Linked DNA regions of Homo sapiens: regions 2 and 3 are each linked to region 1. Evidence: chromatin contacts called from ENCODE Hi-C or POLR2A ChIA-PET data. All regions are on one chromosome and are shown on one strand. Each heading gives the region's core, a stretch centred on a gene start or an enhancer-like site at or near the end of the contact. The rest is flanking DNA. Distances are from core to core; before and after follow the strand shown.

Region 1 (3,987 bases), core at 874-3,373:
GCTCGTAGGAGGCAGGTCCCTTCAAACACCACCTCACCCTTTCCTCTCCAGGGCTGCTGGCCTAGCAGGCCTGCCAGGGTGGGGAAGGTGGACACAGAGGCCTGTGGGAGACACAAGGAGGCACAGCCTCTTGAGCAGGCAGGAAGTCTCCAAGTCCAGAGAGCACATCCTATTCCTGCATACAACATCCAGGAAGCTTGCCTGGGCTTGTCTCACATTTCCCTCTTGGCTGGTTAGTTTCAGGGTCATGGCTAGGATATGCCTGATATGGAGAAGCTTCTCTTGCTGGGGAAAGGTACTGACACCTCCACACAACTCACGCAGAATTTTTTTTTTTTTTTTTTTTTTTGATACAGAGTCTCATGCTGGAGTGCAGTGGTGTGATCTCGGCTCACTGCAAGCTCCGACTCCCTGGTTCAAGCAATTCTCCTGCCTCAGCCTCCCAAGTAGCTGGGATTACAGGCACATGCCACCACACCCAGCTAATTTTTGTATTTTTAGTAGAGACCGGGTTTCACAATGTTAGCCAGGATGGTCTTGATCTCCTAACCTCATGATCCGCCCGCCTCGGCCTCCCAAAGTGCTGGGATCACAGGTGCGAGTCACCGTGCCTGGCCAACTAATGAAAAGTTTAAAGAATTTATATCTAGTTTTGGATGTTAGGCATGCACACACAAGTGCATGCACACTCATACACATCATCTCCACAAGCCCCATCCTGGCTCAGCCCTATTCTGATGGGTCAGCAGGACCCCAAGGAGAGAAGGGTGGGTCCTTGGCACTAAGACAGTTCACAGTGGTTAGCTGACTCCTTCTTGCCTCCATTCTTTCAGGAACTGCATATAGTACAGAACATGACAGCGATTCGAAAAACAATATCCCAGCTGGCTGTGATGGCTCATGCCTGTAGTCCCAGCACTTCGGAAGGCTGAGGTGGGATAATCACTTGAGCCCAAGAGTTCAATAGTAGCCTGGGCAGCATAGCCAGATCCTATCTCTACAAAAATTAAAAAGATTAGCCACGCGCGGTGGCATTCGCCTGTAGTTCCAGGTACTCCAGAGGCTGAGGTGGGAGGACTGCTTGAGTCCAAGAGGTCGAGGCTGAAGTGAGCGGTGAGTGTGCCACTGCACTCCAGCCTGAGAAACAGAGCAAGACCCTGTCTCAAGTGGGAAAAAAAAAAAAAGGAATCCCTGCCCTTTCAGCCTCTCCTGTAAACAGGGATTACAGGCACGAGCTACCTCATCGGGCCTTAGTTTTTGAAGCTAGCAGAGGCCAAGATACAACAGCCTTCTAAAACAGGACCAGGGACTGGTGCTTATAAGCAGGGAATGCGGCAGAGTACGATGGCTCACGCCTGTCATCCCAGCACTTCGGGAGACCGAGGTGGGCGATCACCTGAGGTCAGGAGTTGGAGACCAGCCTGGCCAATATGGTGAAACCCCGTCTCTAATAAAAATACAAAAAAAATTAGCCGGTCGTGGTGGGGCGCGCCTGTAATCCCTGCTGCTTGGGAGGCTGAGGCAGAATTGCTTGAACCTGGGAGGTGGAGGTTGCAGTGAGCCGAGATCGCGCCTCTGCACTCCAGCCTGAGTGACAGAGCGAGACTTCGTTTAAAAAAATAAAAATAAATATATATTTTTAAAAGCGGGGAATGCAGCCTAAGTCTCTTTCCTTCCTTCCTTTTTTTTTTTTTTTCTTTTTTTGAGACGCAGTCTCGCTCTGTCGCCAGGCTGGAGTGCAGTGGCGCGATCTCGGCTCACTGCAACCTCGGCCTCCTGGGTTCAATAGATTATTCTGCCTCAGCCTCCAGAGCAGCTGGGGTTACAGGCACGCGCCACCACGCCCGGCTAATTTTTGTATTTTCAGTAGAGATGGGGTTTCACCATGTCGGCCAGGATGGTCTTGAACTCTTCCTGACTCAGGTGATCCGCCCGCCTCGGCCTCCCAAAGTGCTGGGATTGCAGGCCTGAGCCCCCGCACCCGGCCGCCGCAATTACTTCTGCACCAGCCTAATACCTCAAGTCCAGGAGCCTCAGGCCCCGCGTCTATTTCCTCCGACTGCGGCGCGGCTGATACTGCCTGAGGCGGGTGGAAGCTGTCGCGCGTCCGGACGCGACCAGTTCCCGCCCAGCAGCCGGTGCGCAGGCGCGGGCAGGGAGGGCGGCTGTGCGGGGCGCTCGCGGGCTTCAGCGAGGCGGGAGGGCGGCCCTGTTGCCCTGGAGACGCTTTCCCTGCTGCCGGCCGCGACCGCAACCCGCTAGGCCTTCATCGCGAGCTACGCCCGGACCGAGAAGCCCCGGCATGGCCACGTCCATCGGAGTGTCCTTCTCGGTGGGCGACGGGGTGCCTGAGGCTGAGAAGAACGCAGGGGAGCCCGAGAACACCTATATTCTGCGGCCTGTTTTCCAGCAGAGGCGGGTAGAGGACGGGCTGTGGCGGGGCGACCTCGAGCGCGCTGGTCTGAGGGGCGGAGCTCGCCTGGGACCTGGGCCACGGAAGGAGCGCGGGGGACGCGCGGGGTCCGCGGGGCGGGAGGCGGGAGGCCGCGAGGCGGGCGGGCGGCCCTGCTGTGACGTCCGGGCGCCCCTCCCGCTGCAGGGGCCGCAGGGGACCCCACCCGCTTCCTCAGTGTTTGGGCGCCGGGCGCGTCTTAGGGTGGCGCGGCGGGAATGGTTGGCCCTGGGAAACCCGCGATGGCGTCCTGAGTAAGGAGATGGGTAGAATAGAGGCAGGAAGCCACTCGCGTCGGATGCCGTTCAGCCGTGATTCGAGGGTGACTGTGCACACGGGTGCCAGGATGGGCTCACTCCCGGCGCGGGAGCTGCATCTGTGCGAAGTCCTACCCGGGTGGGATCTGGAGGCCCTTAGACCACCGCAGCGAGCCCTCGCTAGGATTAAGGCTCACGGGCCAGAGCAGAGGGTACTCAGCTAGGTTTGTGAGATCACTAACTTTACACACACACACACACACACACACACACACTGAAAAAAATATCAGGCTCACGGGCCAGAGCAGAGGGTACTCAGCTAGGTTTGTGAGATCACTAACTTTACACACACACACACACACACACACACACACACTGAAAAAAATATCAGGCTCACGGGCCAGAGCAGAGGGTACTCAGCTAGGTTTGTAAGATCACTAACTTTACACACACACACACACACAACACACACACACACTGAAAAAAAATGTCAGGCTCACGGGCCAGAGCAGAGGGTACTCAGCTAGGTTTGTAAGATCACTAACTTTACACACACACACACAACACACACACACACACACACACACACACTGAAAAAAAATGTCAGGCTCACGGGCCAGAGCAGAGGGTACTCAGGTTTGTAAGATCACTAACTTTACACACACACACACACACACACACACCACACACACACCACACAACACACACACACACACACACACACTGAAAAAAATGTCAGGCTCACGGGCCAGAGCAGAGGGTACTCAGCTAGGTTTGTGAGATCACTAACTTTACACACACACACACACACCACACAACACACACACACACCACACAACACACACACACACACACTGAAAAAAATGTCAGGCTCACGGGCCAGAGCAGAGGGTACTCAGCTAGGTTTGTAAGATCACTAACTTTACACACACACACACACCCCATATTTGCTTGGCAAATATGGAAAACAGGAATTTTGATTATAATGTGATACAAATTTCTTTGTTTATTTTTATTCTCTTGGTAACTCACAGAAAAAGTGATACAAATTTCATACAGGATTTTTCCCTTGGGTAGAATGAACACAGAGAAAGATACCCTCAGTTATCTTGGTAAAAGGTTCTGAATGCCCAGAATGCCATTCAGCCGTATTTTTTTATTTTATTTTATTTTATTTTATTTTGTGAAAGCGTGCAGAACAAAATTAACAACAAGTATATATTTTGTTTTGGGGGAGAGGGGAGTATGAGAAGCTCATTATTGGATGTATTGAGTTGC
Region 2 (3,987 bases), core at 495-2,994, 110 kb after region 1:
TTTGATCTCTATGGATTTGGCTACTCTGGATATTTCATGTAAGTGGAACCATACAATATGTGGCTTTTTGTGCCTAGTTTCTTCCATTTTGCATAATCTTTTCTTTTCTTTTATTCTGTGTTTTTGAGACATAGTTTCACTCTTGTTTCCCAGGCTGGAGTGCAATGGTGAGATCTCGGCTCACTGCAACCTCCGCCTCCCAGGTTCAAGCGATTCTCGTGCCTCAGGCTCCCGAGTAGCTGGGATTACAGGTGCGCACCACCACACCTGGCTAATTTTTGTATTTTTAGTAGAGATGTTGCAGGAAACTGAGGACTGGCAAGACTGAGACAGAGAACGAGAGGACTGTTTATTTCAGGTACGCACTGGCTTAGTGGACTGTCATCTAAAAAGCTGAGCATCGAACAAAGACAGAGCGGGGTTTTTATAAGCAGACTTCCAATAAATAAAAGTAGTTAATCATATGACAGGTCACATCATCTATAGCATAACTTGTGGCCTTGCATAGCTGGTGACTTTGTAGCTGCATTGAAAGAAAAACAAGAACTGGCTAAATACAGACATTTGTAAAACATAATCATGCTTAAGAAACCTGGGAAAGGAGTAACAGTCAAAGAATTTGTCTTTCTTTTTTTTCTTCAACTTTGCTCTGGAGGCGAGGGGTGTCTGGAGCTTATTCTTTTGGCCTTGGCCTCTTAAACAGCGTTATCTTATAACTGTCCTTGAAGTGAGCTTGCTGGGCAGAGGAAAACTTGTTCTTTTCTTTTTAACTTTTGCCTTGCTTGTTACTTGTCTTGGAGTGAATGAATGCATATTTATTTTTAAATTTCTGCCTCAGTTTCTTCTTTTTGAGGCCTTTTATAAAGGAAGTTTAATATGGCTCATGCTTGTAATCCCAGCACTTTAGGAGGCTGAGGTGGGTGGATCACCTGTGGTCAGGAGTTCGAGACCAGCCTGGCCAACATGACTAAACCCCGTCTCTACTACAAAATACAAAATGAGCCGGGCATGGTGATGCATGCCTGTAATCCCAGCTACTTGGGAGGCTGAGGCAGGAGAACCGCTTGAACCCAGGAGGCAGAGGTTGCAGTGAGCCGAGATTGCGCCATTACACTCCAGCCTGGGCAACAAGAGCGAAACTATCTCAAAAACAAACAAACAAACAAAACAAACCAACAAAAAAACCCAGCAACTTTCTTTCTTTTTTTTTTTTTTTTTTTGAGATGGAGTTTACTCTGCCACCCAGGTTGGAGTGCAATGGCGCGATCTTGGCTCGCTGCAACGTCCACCTTCCAGGTTCAAGTGATTCTCCTGCCTCAGCCTTCTGAGTAGCTGGGACTACAGGCGTGCACCACCACTCCTGGCTAGTTTTGTATGTTTAGTGGAGATGGGGTTTCACCATGTTGGCCAGGCTGGTCTCGAACTCCTGACCTCGAGTGATCTGCCTGCCTCGGTCTCCCACAGTGCTGGGATTACAGGGATTACAGCGCCGGCTGAAAATTACCAACTTTCTTCCCATGTGTTTCTCCAGGTCATATTTTCTCCAACAACATCAGCCTCTCAGGGGCAGGAACTCCCGGTTCCCCAGCACATGTCGGGGTGGGGGTGGGGTTTGCTGTTGGAAGTGCCTGTCACCGGAGGCAGCTAGAGCAGGGCTGCAGACAGTTCTGCTGAGGTCCCCCAGCCTCTGTGATGTCACACTGGGCCTTCTTTCCTTTCACCCTGGGCTGCGGCTCTGAGGCTGCCGTGGCCATGGAGCTCTGGAAGCTGGGCTGGGGGAGGAAGCCTGGTGGCTCTGACCTCCCCTGGAGGCGAAGGAGGCCCAGCCATGACACTCTTAACGGATGCCACGCCGCTGGTGAAGGAGCCCCATCCCCTGCCTCTGGTCCCACGTCCCTGGTTCCTCCCTAGCCTCTTTGCTGCCTTCAATGTGGTGCTGCTGGTCTTTTTCAGTGGCCTCTTCTTCGCATTCCCGTGAGTTTTCCAGGCAAGCCGTTAGGTTTCCCACAAAGAGACAGCCAGGGAAACAGAAGATGATAGGATGGAGGCAGGGGAGTGCAGAAGACCGGGGGAGAGGTCAGGGAAAAGGGGATATTCTGTTCGAGGGAACCGACGTGCAAAGGTGCAGAGGTCAAGGGTGCGGGCAGGGAAAAGGGGATATTCTGTTCCAGGAACCGACGTGCAAAGGCGCAGAGGTCAAGGGTGCCTGTGCATTTTGGGAGCTTTGGGTGGCTGGTCATGCTGGTGACATTTGGTGGAGCCATTATGAGTCTGCCTGGGTATTTGGAGCCTGGATTTTTAGATCTGGCTTGAAGGTCTGTGGGTCCTGACCTGAGCAAGCCACAGGCCTTGGGCCGGGGGCTTTGGGCTGCCCCTGCTCAGGACCGAGCCTGCCTCTGGTCTCAGTTGCAGGTGGCTGGCTCAGAACGGGGAGTGGGCCTTTCCTGTTATCACAGGCTCCCTCTTTGTCCTTACCTTCTTCAGTCTTGTTTCACTCAACTTCTCAGACCCTGGCATCTTACATCAAGGTGAGGCATCAGCCCCCTGGGAAAAGGAGGTGTCACTCAAGGGCTGGGAACCTGCAGGGGGGATTCCTAAAGTGCTCTTCCTACTGACCCTCCTCCAGCCTCTGGACCCCTTCACCCCACGTCTTCATTGCTCTGGCCCTCGCTCACTCTTTCTTCTCTTCTCTTTTCTTTCTTTCTTTCTCTTTCTTTCTTTCCTTCCTTCCTCTCTCTCTCCCTCTTTCTTTCCTTCCTTCCTCTCTCTTTCCTTCCTTCCTTCTTTCTTTCTTTCTCTTTTCTTTCTTTCTTTCTTTCCTTCTTTCCTTTCTTCCTCTCTCTTTCCTTCCTTCCTTCTTTCTTTCTTTCTTTCTCTTTTCTTTCTTTCTTTTTCTTTCTTTCTTTCCTTCTTTCCTTTCTTCTTTCTTTCTCTCTTTCCTTTTCTTTTTGTTGAGACAGAGTCTCGCTTTGCTGCCCAGGCGGGAGTGCAGTGGCGCAATCTCCGCTCACTGCAAGCTCCACCTCCCAGGTTCAAGCGATTCGTCTGCCTCAGCCTCCCAAGTAGCTGGGGCTACAGGAGCATGCTACCACGCCCAGCTAATTTTTTGTATTTTTAGTAGAGATGGGGTTTCACCATATTGGCCAGGCTGGTCTCGAACTCCTGACCTCATGATCAGCCCACCTCGGCCTCCCAAAGTGCTGGGATTACAGGCGTGAGCCCCCGCGCCCGGCCCTACCCCGTTTCTTAAGCCACCAAGGTGTGGAAAAACAGAATTGTTGAGGTTTCCCAGTTGCCTTAGATGGGAGGACCGGGCAGGCCAGGGCCAGAAGCCAGTGGGCTCTTCCAAACCACTGTATGCACTTCCTCCCTTCACTACACAATGACACTCAAAGCAGCACTCACTGTTCCAAACGCCTGAGTTTCATACAAAACTCTCCTGGCTGGAAACCCGTCTTCCCTTTGACTGCCATCCTCTCTGAGCTTGGACAGCTTGCTCAGTGGGGACAGGGGTTCCCCTGCCCACCTTGTCCCCACCCTTCCTTGTGCCCTGTGATGCCGTGGAGCTGCCCCCGCCGCGGGGTGACCGCAGGGCCTTCTGCTGTGCCCAATCCTCTTCCCACGCCAGGCTCCGCTGAGCAGGGCCCCTTGACGGTGCACGTGGTGTGGGTGAACCACGGGGCCTTCCGCCTGCAATGGTGTCCAAAGTGCTGCTTCCACCGCCCGCCCCGGACTTACCACTGCCCCTGGTGCAACATCTGTGTGGAGGTGAGTGCCCCTCTACCTGTCCACCAGCCATCGCCCCACATCTGGCTGGGACCAGGAGCCTCCCTCATACAGGGGCCAGGGCTGGGTGTGAAGCTGTTTTCAGGACTGCTAAAGGCCAAGGGTGGCAGTAACTCCCAGCCACCCTTGGTCACTCATGTGTTCTCCACCTGCACCTGTCCTGGGAGGCTGGCCGTTGCCTGCAGAGGTGCTGACATGCAC
Region 3 (3,987 bases), core at 663-3,162, 82 kb before region 1:
TATGTTGCCCAGGCTGGTCCCAAACTCCTGGGCTCAAGCGATCCTCTGGCCTCAACCTCCCAAAGTGCTGGGATTACGGGAGCGAGCCACCACGCCTGGCTTATAGGTATTTTTTTCAATCCTCGCCCTCCACCCTCAACCAGGCCCTGGTGTCTGTTCCCTTCTTTGTGTCTGTTTGTACTCAGCTCTCTCTTATGAGAACGTCCGGTATTTGGCTTTCTGTTCCTGCATTAATTCACTTAGGATAATACATACATAGCCTTCATCGGTAAACTAAGAGGAGGAAATATACGTTGTAACAAAAGGATGAATAAAATTATATGTATGTCTTTTGATAAAGTACTTTAGTTGAGAGTTTTTATGAGATAAACCTTTTTATTTATTTTTTTAATTTTTATTTTTTGTATATATGTGTATATATATATATGTGTGTGTGTGTGTGTGTGTGTATATATATATATATATATATATATTTTTTTTTTTTTTTTTTTTTTTTTTTGGAGAGACGGGGTTTCTCCATGTTAGTCAGGCTGATCTTGAACTCCCGAGCTCAGGTGAGCCGCCCGCCTCGGCCTCCCAAAGTGCTGGGATTACAGGCATGAGCCACCATACCCGGCCGAGATAAATGTTTTTAACTTGGCAGCTTTGGTGTTTATTATAGCAAGAAACAAAAGAATATACTGTCTAGATTTGGAAATAAAAGGCAAGAGGAAAGCTGTAAAGTCTGAATACTGTAGTGTAATGAAGTGCTTTCTGGACTGCTCACTGCAGATAGTCATTATGCTGTTAATATACCATATTGCTCATAATTTTAAAAATATAAATGCTAGGAATAGATTTGGAGCAAAAGAGTAATGCCCTTGGAAGCTTTATCTTCTCTTTATTGCAAGGAATAATACAGCGTCTTTGTAGGACTATAGGAAGTAAATTCTGTGCTGTATTGCTTTTGAACAGAGGCAGAAGAATTCCATTTGGAAGCCCCACTTTACTCTTTTTTTTTTCTTTTGTTTTGCAGAAATGGAGTCTGTTGCCCAGGCTGGAGTGCAGTGATACAATCCTTGCTTACTGCAGTCTCAAACTCCTGGGCTCAAGGATTCCTCCCACCTCAGCCTTCTATAGGTGCATGCCACCACGCCTGGCTAATTGTTTTGTTTTGTGGAGACAGGGCATTGCTGTTTGCCCTGGCTGCTATGGAACTGATCTCAAGCAAGCTTCCTGCCTGCCTTGGCCTTGGCCTTGGCCCATATTGGAGTTACGGGCGTGAGCCACCACACCTGGCCGCTTTCTTCCTTTTTTTATCTCTGAATTGGTGTACAGTAAGGACGACACTGAGAATGACTTTTTACAGTTAGGAAGTCATTCTTACCTTTCATTATTAGACGTTATAACTTGAAATGGGTCTTTAGAAACTATTTTCTTAAGACAGTATTGATTTAAATCACAGTTCAGGTGTGGGCTCAGGTCCCTAATATTCCCTTTCAGGTTGTCTGTAAAGTTAAAACAACTTACGTAATAATACTAAGGGTTTTTTTTTTTTCCCAAGATGGGGTCTTGCTGTGTTGCCCCAGGCTGGAGTGCAGTGGTTGCTCACAGGCGTGATCCCACTAGTGATCAGCACAGGAGTTTTGACCTCTGTTTCCAACCTGGGCCAGTTCACCCCTCCTTAGGTAACCTGGTGGTCCCCCTACTTCCGGGAGGTAATTATATTGATGTCGAGCTTAGTGTAGACACCTGACTGGCATAGCACACTACAGGCCAGAACTCTTAGGCTCAGGTGATCTTCTTATCTCAGCCTCCTAAGTAGCTGGGATTATAGGCATGCACCATTATACTGGACATCAAATTATTTTCATTGTGGTGACATTTAGACTGATAGTTCAGAAACAATGATGAGTCAGACTGCTGGCATCTTGGTTGAATTCATGTGGTGGCTTCAGGCTGTATCACTAGATAGTGAATTCTTCACTGCTGCATATTTGAAGTTTACAAAAAAAATCTAAAAGGCAGGGCCAGGTGCAGTGGCTCATGCTTGTAATCCCAGTCCTTTGGGAGGCCACAGTTGAACAGATCACTTGCAACCAGGAGTTGGAGAGTAGCCCAGACAACATAGGAAGACTCTTATCTCTACAAAAAATAAAAATAAATTCGTTAGGCATGGTGGCACGTGCCTGTAGTCCTAGTTACTTGGGAGTCTGAGGTGGGAGGATCGCTTGAGCTTGGGAGTTCTAGGCTGCAGTGAACTATGATCATGCCACTGCACTGCAGCCTGTATAACAGAGTGAGGCCCTGTCTATAAAAGAAACATAAATAGGACAGTTGCAGTGGCTTACACCTGTAATCTCAACACTTTGGGAGGCTGAGGCGGGAGGATTGCTTGAGCCCAGGAGTTTGAGACCAGCCTGGGCAACGTATTGAGACCCCAACTCAAAAAAAAATAATAAATTAATTTAAAAGCAGTTTTCTTTAATAATGTTCTTGATGAAGCAATAAAAATGATTAATTTCATTAAATCCTGATCCTTGAGTACACAGTTTTAAAATATTGTTTGAAATAGGATGTATGCACAAAGCACTTTGGCATAATGAAGTACTATGATTACCTTAAGGAAAAGCACTTGTGTGATTGTTAGAGTAGCGAGCTGAAGTAGGCAGCTTTTTTCATGGAACATTCTTTTTACTTGAAAAATCGCTGACAGACTATCAGTTTACACTTTGACAGTTGGCATTTTCTTGAAAATGTGAGCTTGTTACTTCAATACAACTGAGAGTGTTTGTTATCAGTGATTTTAAAAAAGAGGTTTGGCCGGACGTGGTGACTCACACCTGTAATCCGAACACTTTGGGATTACTTTCGGAGGCTGAGGCGGGAGGATTGTTTGAGCCTGGGAGTTCCACACCAGCCTGGGCTACATAGGGAGACCCCCATCTCTACAAAAAATTAAGAAAAAAATGAGCTGGGTGTGGTGGCACATGCCTGTAGTCCCAGCTACTCAGGAGGCCGAGGGGTGAGAAGATGGATTGAGCCTGGGAGGTCAAGGCATGAGCCATGATTGCACCACTGCACTTCAGCCTACTGATGACAGACCTCATCTCAAAAACAATGATAAATTACAAAAGAGCTTTCAGGCAAAAAACAGGATTTTAGAAAATTTTTTGTACCCACCTTTGTGAGCTTGATACTTTCCCAGTACTTGAAGGCTTTCTGATAAGATCAGTGGTGACATGAAACAGATGATTTTTAAAATACTGTGTAATGAAACCATTAATATTTGAAATGTTTGCATTACTCAGTAAACAAGTATTTTTGAATAACCAATGCATGATACTACAAAATTGTGCATAGGTAAAAGATCCATTCAGACTGCGAGATGAATTGTATTAGATATTTATTGCTGAGTGAAAAATTGTTCCAAAATTAAACTGCCTGAAAAAAACAAACGTTTGTTATCTCAGTTTCTTTGGGTCAGCAATCTGGGTGTGGCCTTTGGTTAGGGTCTCCTACAAAGGTGTGGTCAACATGTCAGCTAGGCTACCATTCATCTCAAAGCCTGAATGGAGGAGGATCTCCTAAACTCATTCATGTGGCTATTGCCTGGGGGCATCCATTCTTAACACAGAGCAAATGAGAGAGCCAGAGAGGGCAGCCCAAAACGGAAGCCACTGTCTTTTTGTAACGTAATCTGGAAGTGAAATCCCATCATGTCTGCCACATTCTGTTCAATCCTGCCTGTACTCAAGGTATTCACCCACAGGTTATCAATACTGGGAGACAGGGAAAATTGGGGGCTGTCTTAGACACTGCCTACCACATAGTACAGTGGGTTTTAATGAAACAGTATGAAAAACTCATTGATAAGATTTCAGATTCCACTTTGCAGCTGTCCTCTAAGAAACTACCATTGGTTAAGTATTGGTGTACTGTTAAAGAGGAATATCCACAATCATCTAAGACTTTAAAACACTCCTCCCTGCTGGGTATGGTGGCACA

Evidence for each region. Hi-C counts contacts between places; a loop is a spot of excess contacts on that map. ChIA-PET counts read pairs that join two places held with the same protein, here RNA polymerase II (POLR2A). Pooled maps may share reads with other maps.
Region 2: a loop to region 1 is called in a map with no recorded cell type, with 5 times the contacts of the local background. The contact joins the promoter of ZDHHC19 here to the promoter of TM4SF19-AS1 in region 1. A Hi-C loop is called at or near these places in 1 of 168 maps with a recorded cell type or tissue (naive thymus-derived CD4-positive, alpha-beta T cell), 1 of 37 single-sample maps with no recorded cell type and 8 of 50 pooled maps. POLR2A ChIA-PET finds 5 or more read pairs at or near these places in 7 of 52 experiments (MCF 10A, OCI-LY7, activated B cell and 3 more).
Region 3: a loop to region 1 is called in a pooled map, with 1.9 times the contacts of the local background. The contact joins the enhancer-like site here to the promoter of TM4SF19-AS1 in region 1. A Hi-C loop is called at or near these places in 1 of 168 maps with a recorded cell type or tissue (endothelial cell of hepatic sinusoid) and 1 of 50 pooled maps. POLR2A ChIA-PET finds 5 or more read pairs at or near these places in 10 of 52 experiments (A549, B cell, Caco-2 and 7 more).

Annotation. Positions count from the first base shown.
Region 1 is chr3:196,316,468-196,320,454 of GRCh38, reverse strand. It overlaps TM4SF19-AS1 (TM4SF19 antisense RNA 1), which reads right to left and starts at 2,123. Exons shown (of 2, transcript NR_046724.1): 1 at 2,018-2,123. It overlaps DYNLT2B (dynein light chain Tctex-type 2B), which reads left to right and starts at 2,215. Exons shown (of 5, transcript NM_152773.5): 1 at 2,215-2,415. The coding sequence starts at 2,303. The region is part of intron 5 of TM4SF19-DYNLT2B (TM4SF19-DYNLT2B readthrough (NMD candidate)); the gene reads left to right. It overlaps LOC107986031 (a long non-coding RNA gene), which reads left to right and starts at 2,864. Exons shown (of 2, transcript XR_001740547.2): 1 at 2,864-3,481; 2 at 3,613-3,987. RefSeq lists an enhancer at 2,286-2,385 and a silencer at 2,446-2,695.
Region 2 is chr3:196,209,157-196,213,143 of GRCh38, reverse strand. It overlaps ZDHHC19 (zDHHC palmitoyltransferase 19), which reads left to right and starts at 1,744. Exons shown (of 8, transcript NM_001039617.2): 1 at 1,744-1,974; 2 at 2,407-2,528; 3 at 3,629-3,768. The coding sequence starts at 1,829. LOC124909479 (a long non-coding RNA gene) reads right to left here and starts at 1,729. Exons shown (of 4, transcript XR_007096240.1): 1 at 1,505-1,729; 2 at 367-523.
Region 3 is chr3:196,397,761-196,401,747 of GRCh38, reverse strand. All of the region lies in intron 3 of UBXN7 (UBX domain protein 7), which reads left to right. It also overlaps the pseudogene RN7SL434P and the pseudogene RN7SL738P. Among named protein-coding and RNA genes, the nearest start is that of UBXN7-AS1, 32 kb to the left of the region's middle. Within about 2 kb of position 1,912, at least 3 of the 41 ENCODE cell types and tissues checked have a DNase peak (open chromatin) inside an H3K27ac peak, as active enhancers do.